4 separate regions of the Homo sapiens genome follow, and regions 1, 2 and 3 are each linked to region 4. Evidence: chromatin contacts called from ENCODE Hi-C or POLR2A ChIA-PET data. All regions are on one chromosome and are shown on one strand. Each heading gives the region's core, a stretch centred on a gene start or an enhancer-like site at or near the end of the contact. The rest is flanking DNA. Distances are from core to core; before and after follow the strand shown. Region 1 overlaps LOC101927200 (a long non-coding RNA gene). Region 2 holds the start of OCSTAMP (osteoclast stimulatory transmembrane protein). Region 3 holds the start of SLC35H1 (solute carrier family 35 member H1). Region 4 holds the start of SYS1-DBNDD2 (SYS1-DBNDD2 readthrough (NMD candidate)).

Region 1 (3,151 bases), core at 118-2,617, 1.6 Mb after region 4:
CCTGTAGTCCCAGCTACTTGGGAGGCTGAGGCAGGAGAATGGCGTGAACCCAGGAGGCGGAACTTGCAGTGAGCTGAGATCACGCCACTGCACTCCAGCCTGGGTGACAGAGCAAGACTCTGCCTCAAAAAAAAAAAAAAAAAAGAGTGTGTAGCAGTGCCCCATTTTCCACTCACTCCTACTCTGGCCATGCGATGCGTGTGCTTCTCCTTCACCTTCTACCATGACTGGAAGCTTTCTGAGGCCTCCTCAGAAGCCAAGCAGATGCCAGCATCTGTATTGCCTGCAGAATCATGTGGCAATTAAACCTCTTTTCTTTATAAATTACCCAGTCTCAGGTATTTCTTTACAGCAGTGCGAGAACAGATGAATACAGAGGATCTCTGGAGCCCAGGAGTTCGAGCCCAGGAGTAAGCCGTGGTCACACCACTGTACTCCAGCCTAGGCAACAGAGTAAGACCCTGTCTCTATAAAACTGTAATAATAATGATTTGAAAAATCATATTCATGTGTCTAGGGGATGGATCTTCAGATCCATCCCTAGAGGGTATCAAGGGTTGAGCAAGAACGTTTACTTGTGTCAAGCCATTTATATTTATTTTAGTGTAACTTAAAATTATGCCTTATATTCTTAAATACATTACTGATGATAATTAATGGTGGCTTATGTTCAATTTCAGTTCTGTTCTCATCTTGATAAGAATAACCAGTCAGGTGGCCAGGCACAGTGGCTCACGCCTGTAATCTCATCACTTTGGGAGGCCAAGGTGGGTGGATCACTTGAGGCCATGAGTTCAAGACCAGCCTGGCCAACATAGCAAAACCCCATCCCTACTAAAATGCAAAAGTTAGCTGGCACAGTGGTGCATGCCTGTAGTTCAAGCTACTCAGGAGGCTGAGGTGGGGGGATGGCTTGAGCCCAGGAGGCAGAGCAATCACACCACTGCACGGCAGCCTGGGCAACCGAGCTAGACCCTGTCTTAAGAAAAGAAAAGAAAAAAAAAGAATAACCAGTCAGGGCACTATAATCTCACATGGGTAACTGACCTGTAGCCAACCCCGCTATTTGGAGTGAAGTTCAGGTCCAGACACAAGCACTTACATACTTGATGTCAGACATCCAAGGCAGGCGGTAGACGTGGGATGCTCAGGAGGATACGCCCCATGTGGCATCTGATCAAGTCTGGCTTAGGTGTAAGGACAACGTTCAGGACAAAAACTATGCCTTTCCCATTTTACCATTGAAGATGTCTTAGACAACCAATAAAGTGGACGGTGTAGGACCACAGCCCTGCACAGCGACGTTCTTGCATCACTCGGCTCAACCACAGGAAGTCTCACACCACTGAGTCTGACCACAGGAACGGGCAAATGAAAAGTCATGCAGCTATATGGGCAATGGAACTTCCCTGCCTCCAGTTCCTGGCCAGGAAGTGGGGGCTGGGTGGAGAAATCTGGAAGCTGCCTGCTTACCTACCAGGTCTCCACTCTGTTTTGCTATGAAGCCTCTAAGCCTTGATACCTGTTAATGGATGTATTTGTTGTGAGAAATAAATGAGATGGTGGGGTCAGTTTCCAAAGTTAACGACAGTTTGAATCAAACAGGCTTGGGCACACATGCCACCTCTGCCCCTTGCTCCCTGTGTGGCCTTGGGAAAATTACTTAGACCCTCTGCCCCTCAGAGGTGGGAATAATGTGAGAAGGAAATGAGTGCCTGCACTTGGCCCTCAGAAAGCCCCAATCCACGTTCAGCCCTGATACCAGCTTCACGAATGTTCCCTTGTAAGTCCCAGAGACAGGACTTCCTGAAGGGTCCAGGTGCCTTCAGGCCCCCTTGGGTCTGTGAGTACTGGACCACATGCATCCCCAGATTAGACCTCAAGGACTTGGAATCCCCACATCGGGCCACAGTGGATTTATGCATCTCCAGACAGGACCAAGGGACTCACGCATCCCCAGATTAAACCACTGACCCACAGGGCAAGGAACTAGGGTGGTTTGTTCTCAGTGGAGTCTGGAGAAGGAGATTTCGAGTCGCTAGACTTCATTGGTGGGGGCAGCAAATGGGGAGTGAAATAAACCAACACTCTTGGGGAACTCTAAAATGCTCAAAAGGAAACTAAAACCCAGGAGCTGAAGGTAACATCCAAAGTCACACCACCAGCAAAGGCCATAGAACAACAAAACTAGAGAAGTTCTTGGAGAGCATCTGGTCTAGCCCTTCATTTTCCAGATGAGGAAACTAAGGCCCAAAGAAAGGAGGAAGTTAACCTAAGCCACATGGTCCACTTGTGGCAAAGCCATCCCTCAGACTCAGATCCCAGATTTGAGGTCTGGCGTCCCCTCAATTCCCCAACACCAGCACCCACGTTGCACACCCTTCACCATCTAGCAGAGATCTCCCCAGGGCTGCCATGAGCTGCCCCATGACACTCCAAGGAGCTGGTACGAAACATTTTGTTTTGCACCTTGCCTGTGGTGACAGCTGCGTTAAACCGAATGTTCACAGTCATTATGCTCAGAAACTGAGCAAGAGTTCCATCTATTGGGGTTTCAGAATGAATCAGATTTCCAAACTCTCCTCTCTCCACCTCAGCGCATGTCTGTATATGGTAACCTTTCAAAAGTGAGTCTAATAATTAGTCATCTTGGCCTAGTTCAAGACAACAGTATGTTCTCCAATTTCACTTTGTTTTCAACAAGACAGCGATGCCAACGGTAATGTTCACTGTGGTTAAACACACTTCTCAGCTGGTCCCTGCAGGTGGCCAAGACAGCTCTGGTCCCCGCAGTTGCCCAGTGCTTCCCCACAGCTCTCTAACCAGGCTGTACCCTCTGCCCAGATCCACCCCCACCCCCAATATTGACACCAACTGTGTACCAGGCACTACATTAGATGCTTTGGGCTCATCATTACATGTTATCCTCTTTGCAAGATAGATGGTTCTCTTGTTGCCCCATTTGAAGATGGGAAATTTGAGAACCTGAGGGTACTGGTCCTTGTCTACTGCCCACACCCCAGGTCTAGCCAGTCCCTCTCTTCCTTCCTGCTCCAACCACACTCTTCTGCCAAGGCAGTGAGCTCATTTCCACCTCAGGGCCTTTGCACATGAGTTTCCTCTGTCTGAAACACTCTTCCCTCTGACTCCA
Region 2 (3,048 bases), core at 506-3,005, 1.2 Mb before region 4:
GTCTTTAGAAAAGCTGGAAAATCTGGTCATGGTGGGCCTCGTTTTCAAGGGGCTTTGACCCTCAACTGGAGATGAATAACAGCTGACCAGACAGGAGGGAGTGGGGGGGGCTACACTTTGTAGCTCACTGCTATTTGCATTCATCCTGCTTTGTTCATGAGCTAAGCAGCGTGGCCCCTGTGGGTACACAAGTTTGCTGCTGCTAGTCTGCCTCATGTACTTAGTTCTTTGCAGACCTGGTAGCTGGCCTAACATCCTGCAGGGGTGCACTGTCTGGGAAGTGTGTTAGGCCCTCTGAGGGTTCTGGCCACAGGTATTCCATTCAATCGCTGTGTAACTATAAGAACGTCACTTCCCCTATCCAGGCCGCAGGACATTCCCCTTCAGGCCTGAGAGTGACCCAGGCAACATGTCCTTATAAGGGAAAGTGGCTGTGCCCCTACTGGTCCATCCCACAGAGGGGGAGCCTGGGGGGCTCAGGGGAGGCCTGCTGGGAGTGATGGGGTACAGAGATGCTGGAGAGGTGTCTGCATTCCAGGTAGGAACTGGCTTTCAGGACAGCCTGAAAGCAGACCTGCAGGGCACTAACTGCAGAGGGTGTGCGTGGGGAATTTACATTATTGAGTACCTACTATTTGCAGTACCAGCTGTACTATGAAGTAATCACGAGGTCTGTGAATTATCCCCTCCACAGCAGCAGAGCCCAGTGGCTAACTGGTATACCCTGAAGCCAGCCCGCTGGTTAGAAATCACGGCAGTACCATTAATAGCTGAGTGGCGTGGTTGGCGACGTAGCTCTCTGAGTCTCAGTTTTCTGAGCTGAAGAATGAAAATAACATCTTTACCATAAAGGGATGTTCAAAGTAAGTGTTCAGTGAATTTGAAGAGAAATTGTTTAGAAGAATGCCTGATACATAGTAAGTGCTCAATAAATGTTAACTGTTATTTTCATTAACTATTTTTTTTTGAGACGGAGTCTCGCTCTGTGCCCAGGCTGGAGTGCAGTGACGTGATCTCAGCTCACTGCAACCTTGTCTCCTAGGTTCAAGTGATTCTCCTGCCTCAGCCTCCCGAGTATCTGGAACTACAGGTATGCACCACCACAAACCAGATAATTTTTGTATTTTTAGTAGAGACAGGGTTTCACCATGTTGGTCAGGCTGATCTCAAACTCCTGACCTCAGGTGATCCACCCCCCTCAGCCTCCCAGAGTGCTGGGATTACAGATGTGAGCCACTGTGCCCAGCCTCATTAAACTTTTTTTAAGGGGAGAAAACCAGCAGAGAGATATGAGGTCACCTGCCCAAGGTCTCATAGCTAGGGAGGGACAGAGCTGAGATTTGAAGCGAGGTACAAGTCAGGCTAAAGACAGGAAGGGGGCTGGGGAAGGAGACCAGAGCCACTGCTCCCAGTACTTGGCAGGGGTCTGATTATCACCTGTGAGTCCCAAGAGCAGGGATCAGGCTCCCCTTGGGGCACACAACTATGGAGTGGGAGGGAAAGGGAAGCTGTATGGTTTCTCTGTGCCTCAGTTTCCTTCTCTGTAAAATGGGGCTAATTCTACCTTCCTGCTACCAAGATTAGAGACATCGCTTGGAAAAGGCTGTCTTTTCCTCTTCCCACACCTTCCACCCGCTCTTGCTTGTGGGCAGAGGATGAGGCAGCTTGCCCAACCCTCTGGGAGGTGGGCCCCGAAAAGGGCGGGACAAGGCAGCCAGGAGAGCTTCATTAAAGAGTGGAAAAGCAGAAGTGGCAGGGATTCCCAAGTCCCAGCGATTCCCCCACTTCCTCTCCACCTGCCACAGCTGCCAGCGACCGCCCGCCTGAAACCACTGCCATTTGGACAGCATGCCAGGCCACCCAGGAGCAGCTGAGCAACTTGTCAAGACCGGGTAGGTCTGGGGACTTTGGACACTGAGGGCTACAGGTGAGAAAACAGTCAGCCATTGGGGGTGATGGATATGAACCCAAATCTTCAGCTCTGCCATTCCTTGGCTATGTGACCTTAGGCAAATCCTCAGTTCTCTGTGAGCCTCAGTTCCCCATCTGTGAAATGGAAGTAATAATGACATCTACAAGACTGTTGCCAGAATTGAATGAGAAAACACATGCTTAGTACTTGGCACCTGCTTGGCTCAGAGGAAGCACTCACTAAACAGCAGCTAGTTTCCTTGCCATTTTCAATACCCCGTGCAGGAATTGTCATCCAATATGACTTAGGACTGGCTTTCAATCCTTAAAATTGTTTTTATTATTAGCTATTATTCCAAAAGCTACTGTGTTCCAAATATTAATTATATAGTAGAAGGGGGTGTTTAGTCCCAAATTCAAATGCCTTCGGGAGCTGGGAAGGGGTTGCACCTGTGGAAGGCCACCTGGGTGTGCAGACGGACCCGTTCATTGATCAGCAGGATGCAGTCTGCAGGGCTGCTCCCCTGTCAAAGGTGGGTAGTGGATACTCAGCTCCAGCTACCTGTTGCAAAGGTGGGAGCTCTAACCCAGATCTTCTTATCTCTCAAGAAAAGCTGGAAACCCAGATTTTAATGTGAAACTTCCTTATTTCCAAATGGGGGCAGCTTACACACACACACACACACACAGAGTGGGCCACAATAAGGCACATTTGCATATGATTCAGCCTTTAGGGCTTCAAGGTTGTGACCTTCACTCCAGCCCCACAGGCCTCACTGCATCTCAGCTTCCCACTGTTCTGGTTCTCCCAACTCCCTATTTCCCGATGGTCAGAGCACAGGACCTTTGCACACGCTGTTCCTTCTGTCAGGGATGTCCAACTCCCTTCTTCACCCACAAACTGACACTTGTCCTTCCACCCCCAGCTGGAATGTCACCTCTTCCAGGGAGCCTTCCTGACTCCCAGGTAAAACTGGGTCACTCTCCATCTATCCCACCCCAGTCCAGGCCCAGGCATACTATGCTCAGAATTCTTTGTTAATGAACTTAAACTCTAATGGTCTATTTAAGTCTCCTCAATTAGACTGTGAACTCCTTTAGTGGGACCAGGACTTAATTCATCTTTGTGTCCACAGG
Region 3 (3,228 bases), core at 729-3,228, 1.0 Mb before region 4:
GTGCCAGTGGGGCTTCCCTGGTGCTGCAGCACTTGTAAACCACACACACAGCCTCTCTCCCTGGACATACGTTAGCACATTGGCATTCAGTATTGGTGGCCTGGCATGGTAGGTACTACCCAATGAAGAGTGTACTATATATTTTCATTACTATAGGCCATACTTATACAGACGTGTATATATATTTATATAAGATCTACCTATCTTAGGATGGAACCTTGGGGAAAAATAAAATTGAGGGGAAGTAAAAAGTATGTAACACTTCCAGTTGTGAGCCAAGATTGTAACCAGAGAGCAGCCAGGAGCTTCCTGTCAGTAACCATGTTTTCAATAAATACTCTTTCATGTACAAACTGTGGTTCCTGTTAACAGCTGTTTGTCTGTACTTGCCCCCTGCCCAATGGTGAAGATTTCACCTTGACAAGACTTGATCTCCATGTATCTGGGAGACTCTGGAGAGCTCCAGCTGGAGCCCTTAGTCACCTTCCAAGAGTCCCTTCCTCCTCATCATTCGCTCCTCCCACACATACACACACACAGACACACACCTGCTGGTTAAGAGTGTTCACAGATTGCTGCACTGGGACGAAGCGTTTTCTGCTCAACCCTGCTGGGTACAGCAAGGTAAGGCATACTGTACACCCCCATGAACACATCCTCCCTCTTCTCCCTGCCAGGGACACAGCCAGGGAACAGCTCGAGTACTTGTGCCTTACAAAGAAGACACGCTCTTTACCCTGTGTGTTGCCTGTGCATAGTGCCCAGCCTTCCAGCTGGTGTTTTAGGCTGTTGCTCCAAACCTTGGCCTTGGTAGCTGGGAGACTTAAATGAGGGTGGTGATGAAAATAGATCTCTTGCCTCTGAGAGAGAAGGGTGTGAGGACAGGCTCTTTCAAAAGGCATAGAAAGTGCATGCAATACAAGCCTGAGGACTGAATAAAGCCAAGACCTTGGGCAGTGATGGGTACCATTGTAGGTGCTTGGTAAGCACTGAATGAACTAATGCCTGCATGATGCCAGCTGGCGGCGGTGACAGCCGCAGTTTGCATAAAACACTGCTTACACTCTGGCCTTGAGCCTTCTGTTCAGAGGGGCCAGGGATCCCAGCTGAGTCACTTGTAAGGATCCATGTTTGCAGCTGGTCTTACTGCCAGAGAGCCCAGGAGGAGGCTAGAGGAGGGCGAAAGGCACAAAACTGGGTCTGAATGTGCAACCCTAGCTTGCCCTGGCCTAATGTTCTTGACTGCAAATGCTGCCCTTTTAATCCATCCCGCAAGATGAAGAAAATCTGAACTCCCTAGGCTGGCATTTTGGGGCCACTGCAACCTGCCTCTTGGCTACTTTAACCACCACAGTTACAAACAACCTGTGAGCCCCAGGCACGGCTGGAGCTTTCTCACCCTCCTTTAGGATTCTCCCATTTCCTCTATCTGGGATGCTCTCTCCCTACTCAACCTATTGAAGTTGAGATAATTCTTAGAAAGTTTCATACAGAAAATATTTCACAAATGTTTCGTATTACTTCTGGATCGCCCAAGTTTTAAGTTGTAATGGCCCCAGCTGGCCTGAGCTCCCAGAAGAAAAAGCCCATGAGATACTTATCTTCGTGGTTCATTCCATGGTTGCCCAGCATTAGACTGGACATAAGAAAAACAATTTGTTCAGTAAAAGTAAACAAGTTACCATTTTTTGGATGCTCACTGTATGCAGAACACTAGCAGGCACCGGGGTTCCAAAGCAAGCCCCTGATTGAGCGCGGGAGAGACGCAGACAATTACACGGCTGTGCTCTGAGCCTGAGGGACTTCGCGGAGGACAAAACTACGCTGTACCTCAGAAAGACCAGACCACCTCAGAACCCGACCACAACAGACGCCCCGCCCCCGTGCTGCCCCGCCCCGCCTTTTCGCCCCGGCTCCGCCCAGCCCCTGGGTAGCTTCCGGCGGAAGTTACCGCCCGTGCCGCGGTTCGGCGGCGGCATCCGGCCTCGCACTTCCGGTGGGGAGATTCCGGCCTGGAGCTCCCAGGGCCGAGGTGAGTGGGTGTGCGGCCGGCCTCCCGGCGCACTCCCAGAGGCTGGGGGGCCGGGGCTGGAGAAGGGAAGCGGGCTCCCCACCCGGGATCTGCGCGGGTTGACATGGGGCACGCCACGCCCCTGCCCCTCCCCGGGCCTCAGTTTCGCCGTCTGTGGAGGGGGCAGGGGTCTCCAAGCGCCCTCCTGCAAGGCACCTGCCGGACGCCGGCTCATCTGGTATTTCCTGAGCACCTGCGACGTCCTGGGTGCGGGACCCGGGCCGGAATCGGACACGGCCCTGCCCTCTGAGGGGCTGCTTCCCGCGGTGGGATTGGGGCGGGCAGTAAACACGTGAGCAAACAAGGAAACGTCAGAGGTGGGAGTGCCACGAGGATTGGGAGGGGTGGGGCATTGGAGAAAGTATTCAGCCAAGCGGAGGTCTGCGGAAGGGAGCTGAAGGCAGGAAGAGCAGCAAGTAAAGAAAAACACAGGTTTGATGTGTTTGACACGTGGCAGGGGGCCGCTGTGGCGGGTGCTGGGACCAGTGGCAGAAGAATGAGGTTACAGAGGCCTTCCTTGTGGACCAGGCTGAGGAGCTGGGCTTAGCCTTAGGGCATGATCTGTTTCGTGTGCCATCTCTCTGGCTGCTTTATAGATTCCAGGCCTTAGGGGCGAAAGAGGAAACAGGGAGACCAGTTAGACCAGTGGCAGTCAGCAGGTGAAAGATAATTGTGGCTTAGACTGTGGTAGTGGGAATGGAGAGGAAGAGAAGTAGAGGGGTCAAGAAGTGTATTGAAAGTGGAACTGACAGGGCAGGATTTGAGAAATGACAGAAATAAGTGGTCAAAGATGACTTCATCATAGATTTTTGGTTTTGGCTTAAGTAACCAAGTGTATTATGCTGGCATTTACTAAATGACTTTGGGATAGATTGGGAGCGTGAGAAATAATTACGAAATCTTCTTAGGGCATCTTAAGTTTTAGATATTTGGAGTGCAGCTACCAAATAGGCAGTTAGATATATGAGTCTGATACAGAAAAGGTCAGGGCTGATGTAAAGAATTTAGAAATCATTGGCAAGTGGATTGGGTAGGATGAGATTATGTAGGGTAAGATTTAAGAGAGAAGAGAAGCCAGGTTCCAAGCTTTAGGCACCCAATTTTTATAGATTGAGTTGACAAGAAGGTGCCAGCAAAAAAGACCAATAAGGAGTCCA
Region 4 (2,883 bases), core at 138-2,637:
AGCTTGCAGTGAGCCGAGATCCTGCCACTGCACTCCAGCCTGGGCGACAGAGGGAGACTCCGTCTCAAAAAAAAAAAAAAAAAAAAAAAAGAACTGTGCTCATCACCACGCCACAGCTGCCTCTTAGATGTAACAACTTATAGGCCTCCTTTACACTTTACAAAGTACCTTCTTATTCCTAAACCCCTCTGGGCCTTGTAACATTTTGTTGAGGGCAACATGGTAGGAGCATCCGGCCCACTTTTCAGAAAAGGCTCAGAAAGGGGAAGCAACTTGCCCAAGGTCCCACAGCTAGTTTTATATGTTTAGGCCTAGACTGAACCCTTGCTTTTCTGAACCCAAAGCACATGCTCTTTATATTGCAGTCCACGACCTCTCTGCAACTAGTCTCATGGTTTTGAAGACAGGAAAACAAGTTCACAGAGGTGACATTTGCCCCAGGTCACACAGCTAGTAAGTGGATCTTAAACGGACGCCTGTCTGACCCCAAAGTCCAGGCAGTTTCCACTGTACCCGCACGAATGCTCTTTTATCCACCCCTCTCTCCGATGTGGCACCTGAGAACCTAGCTCAGAGAAATCAAGTCACTTTCCCAGAGTATCAGAAAGGAAATGTATCAGAGTTGCCTGGAACACAGACGTGTTTATTGTATTAACATCCAGGCCCTTTTCTTTGTACTAATCAGCCTCTGCTGTCATTCCATTTTATGGATGAGGCAGCTGAGGCTCAGAAAGGTGAAATCCCTTTCCCAGGGCTACAAAGAAAGAAGGTGACCCAGCCACGTCTACAGCACAGTAGTGATGGACCACAAAGCCTACTCGGGGAGGCCGAGACCCCACCCGCCCCAGTCCGGGGACCCTACCTCGGCGTCGAACATCTGGTCCAGCGAGGGGCTGCTTCGCACTAGCCCGTCCACCAGCGCCAGCCACAGGCCCAGCGAGCCGTAATACACGGTCTGCATGAGGACGATCTGCGACAGGATCAGCAGCGGGTCCCACACGTAGCTGCGGAACTGACCCGCCATGCCCTGCAGGGACACGAGCCGGGCCTCAGCCAGCGGCCTGTCTCCATGGCAACGTCGCCCCGCCCGGGAGGAGGGACTGGAACCAAGGGGTGAGCCCATTCCAAGAGTCAGGGGGAAGGCGGGGCAGACAGACCCATTCTCAGAGTGAGGGGAAATCCAGCCCATTCCGCCTGCGCGGCCCCCGCCCGTACACGAGCTCCTCTGGGGTCTACTCACCAGTGACAGACTCGACGATCGAAGTGTCTGAGCGTGGCCCGGCCTCACCGGCGGGCTCCCAAAACAGCGCTGACAGACAGGACCATGGAGGAGAGGCGCTGCCGGCCTAGAGAGGCAAAGCTCCAGCGACCACGGCGGCAGGAGCGGCTGCGTAGGAAAGAAACGTTTCCGGGGAAAGCAGCGGAGGGGCGGGGCTGAGGTTGCGCAGGCGTAGTGGGTGCAACCTCTGCCTGAACCTCCTGAACCAGGTACAAGCAGCCGGATAGCGAACTGAGCACATGCGCAGAAGGAAGAGTGAAGGCAAACGGAAGAGAGGAACGAAGGCCGCAGAGCTTGCGCGCCCTCTAGAGGGGAATTCTTTTTTTAAAGGAAGGCGGCTAGGGGAGAGGCAAGTGGGGTGGCTTAGGACGCGGTAATGATGTTTGGGAATTAACGAGGTGATAAACTGTGTCGTTATTTTCAGCCTAAATTCTCAATGTTTTCTCCTAGTTAGAGTCTGATAACTTGAAGTGGACCTGCAAGCTCCTCCACGTAGGAGTTTGCCAATGTTCCCGCTGTACAGATAGTTAAGCTAAGGGCCAGAGAAGGAAAGCAACATACTGTTTCAACGACACAGTTAGTAGCAAAGTAAGTATTAAAATTCAAGTGTTGGTCGGGCGCGGTGGCTCACGCCTGTAATCCCAGCACTTTGGGAGGCTGAGGTGGGCGGATTACCTGAGGTCGGTGTTTCGAGACCAGCCTGACCAACATGGAGAAACCCCGTCTCTGCTAAAAATACAAAATTAGCGGGGCGTGGTGGCGCACGCCTGTAGTCCTAGCTACTCGGGAGGCTGAGCCAGGAGAATTGCTTGAACCCGGGAGGCAGAGGTTGCAGTGAGCCGAGATCACGCCATTGCACTCCAGCCTGGGCAACAAGAGCAAAACTCCGTCTCTAAATAAATAAATAAATAAATAAATAAATAAATAAAATTCAAGTGTTTCCTCAACACTACAACATTGATTTCGCACCTACTCGGTGGCAGGAAGGCTAGAACATGTATATATAAGACAGCCCCTGCCCTGAGACACAGATGAACTATATTAGAAGGCAGAGTAGTGGGTGTTTTAAAATGTGGGTGTCCAGTGGAAAAAGGCACAGGTTCTGAAGTCGCACATAGGAGTAAATCCTGACCCTCTCTGCTGCCATGACTGTTTTATCTATCTTCCAAATCCGAATAGTGGACAGTCAGTAAATATTTGCTGAATGAGTTAAGAACAGAAAAAGCAAGAGCAAATCGATAACTCACTTATTCCTACTCCAGCAGACGAAAACCCATCAACTTCATTGATCCTAGGTTCCCCCTCTCTGAAGTGGAAAGACGGGAAGTAAGTTGTTCCAGGAAAAGAATTTGGGTTTTAGGGCCAGCTATGCCACCCAGTGTGACCAGCAAGCCACTTCCTTCTTTAAACCTCAGCTTCCCTGTTTATGAAATGAGGAGTTGGACATGATTAACGTTTTCCACCATTTAATCTACCTTCCAGTAATTATTTTCTCATTAAAAAAAAAACTTAGGCTGGGCACAGTGGCTCATGCCTGTAATCCCAGCACTTTGGGAGGCTGAGGCGGGCAGATCACAAGGTCAGGAGTTCAAGACCATCCTGGC

The links. Hi-C counts contacts between places; a loop is a spot of excess contacts on that map. ChIA-PET counts read pairs that join two places held with the same protein, here RNA polymerase II (POLR2A). Pooled maps may share reads with other maps.
Region 1: a map with no recorded cell type shows a loop between it and region 4 (7-fold over the local background). The contact joins the enhancer-like site here to the promoter of SYS1-DBNDD2 in region 4. A Hi-C loop is called at or near these places in 2 of 37 single-sample maps with no recorded cell type and 2 of 50 pooled maps.
Region 2: a loop to region 4 is called in a map with no recorded cell type, with 5 times the contacts of the local background. The contact joins the promoter of OCSTAMP here to the promoter of SYS1-DBNDD2 in region 4. A Hi-C loop is called at or near these places in 1 of 37 single-sample maps with no recorded cell type and 4 of 50 pooled maps. POLR2A ChIA-PET finds 5 or more read pairs at or near these places in 1 of 52 experiments (activated CD4-positive, alpha-beta T cell).
Region 3: a map with no recorded cell type shows a loop between it and region 4 (8-fold over the local background). The contact joins the promoter of SLC35H1 here to the promoter of SYS1-DBNDD2 in region 4. A Hi-C loop is called at or near these places in 1 of 37 single-sample maps with no recorded cell type and 11 of 50 pooled maps. POLR2A ChIA-PET finds 5 or more read pairs at or near these places in 2 of 52 experiments (A549 and Caco-2).

What each region holds. Positions count from the first base shown.
Region 1 is chr20:43,750,884-43,754,034 of GRCh38, reverse strand. All of the region lies in intron 1 of LOC101927200 (a long non-coding RNA gene), which reads right to left. Among named protein-coding and RNA genes, the nearest start is that of GTSF1L, 25 kb to the right of the region's middle. RefSeq lists enhancers at 1,533-1,612, 2,113-2,182, 2,373-2,572. Within about 2 kb of position 1,367, at least 3 of the 41 ENCODE cell types and tissues checked have a DNase peak (open chromatin) inside an H3K27ac peak, as active enhancers do.
Region 2 is chr20:46,549,361-46,552,408 of GRCh38, reverse strand. It overlaps OCSTAMP (osteoclast stimulatory transmembrane protein), which reads left to right and starts at 1,755. Exons shown (of 3, transcript NM_080721.3): 1 at 1,755-1,892. The coding sequence starts at 1,849.
Region 3 is chr20:46,363,175-46,366,402 of GRCh38, reverse strand. It overlaps SLC35H1 (solute carrier family 35 member H1), which reads left to right and starts at 1,978. Exons shown (of 10, transcript NM_015945.12): 1 at 1,978-2,032. LOC124904917 (a long non-coding RNA gene) reads right to left here and starts at 1,864. Exons shown (of 3, transcript XR_007067614.1): 1 at 1,683-1,864. It overlaps ELMO2 (engulfment and cell motility 2), which reads left to right. Exons shown (of 22, transcript NM_133171.5): 22 at 1-353. RefSeq lists a silencer at 1,838-2,257.
Region 4 is chr20:45,361,673-45,364,555 of GRCh38, reverse strand. It overlaps SYS1-DBNDD2 (SYS1-DBNDD2 readthrough (NMD candidate)), which reads right to left and starts at 1,387. Exons shown (of 6, transcript NR_003189.2): 1 at 1,241-1,387; 2 at 863-1,027. It overlaps SYS1 (SYS1 golgi trafficking protein), which reads right to left and starts at 1,400. Exons shown (of 4, transcript NM_033542.4): 1 at 1,241-1,400; 2 at 863-1,027. The coding sequence starts at 1,024. LOC124904914 (a long non-coding RNA gene) reads left to right here and starts at 1,188. Exons shown (of 2, transcript XR_007067609.1): 1 at 1,188-1,488; 2 at 1,730-2,200. RefSeq lists an enhancer at 1,231-1,670.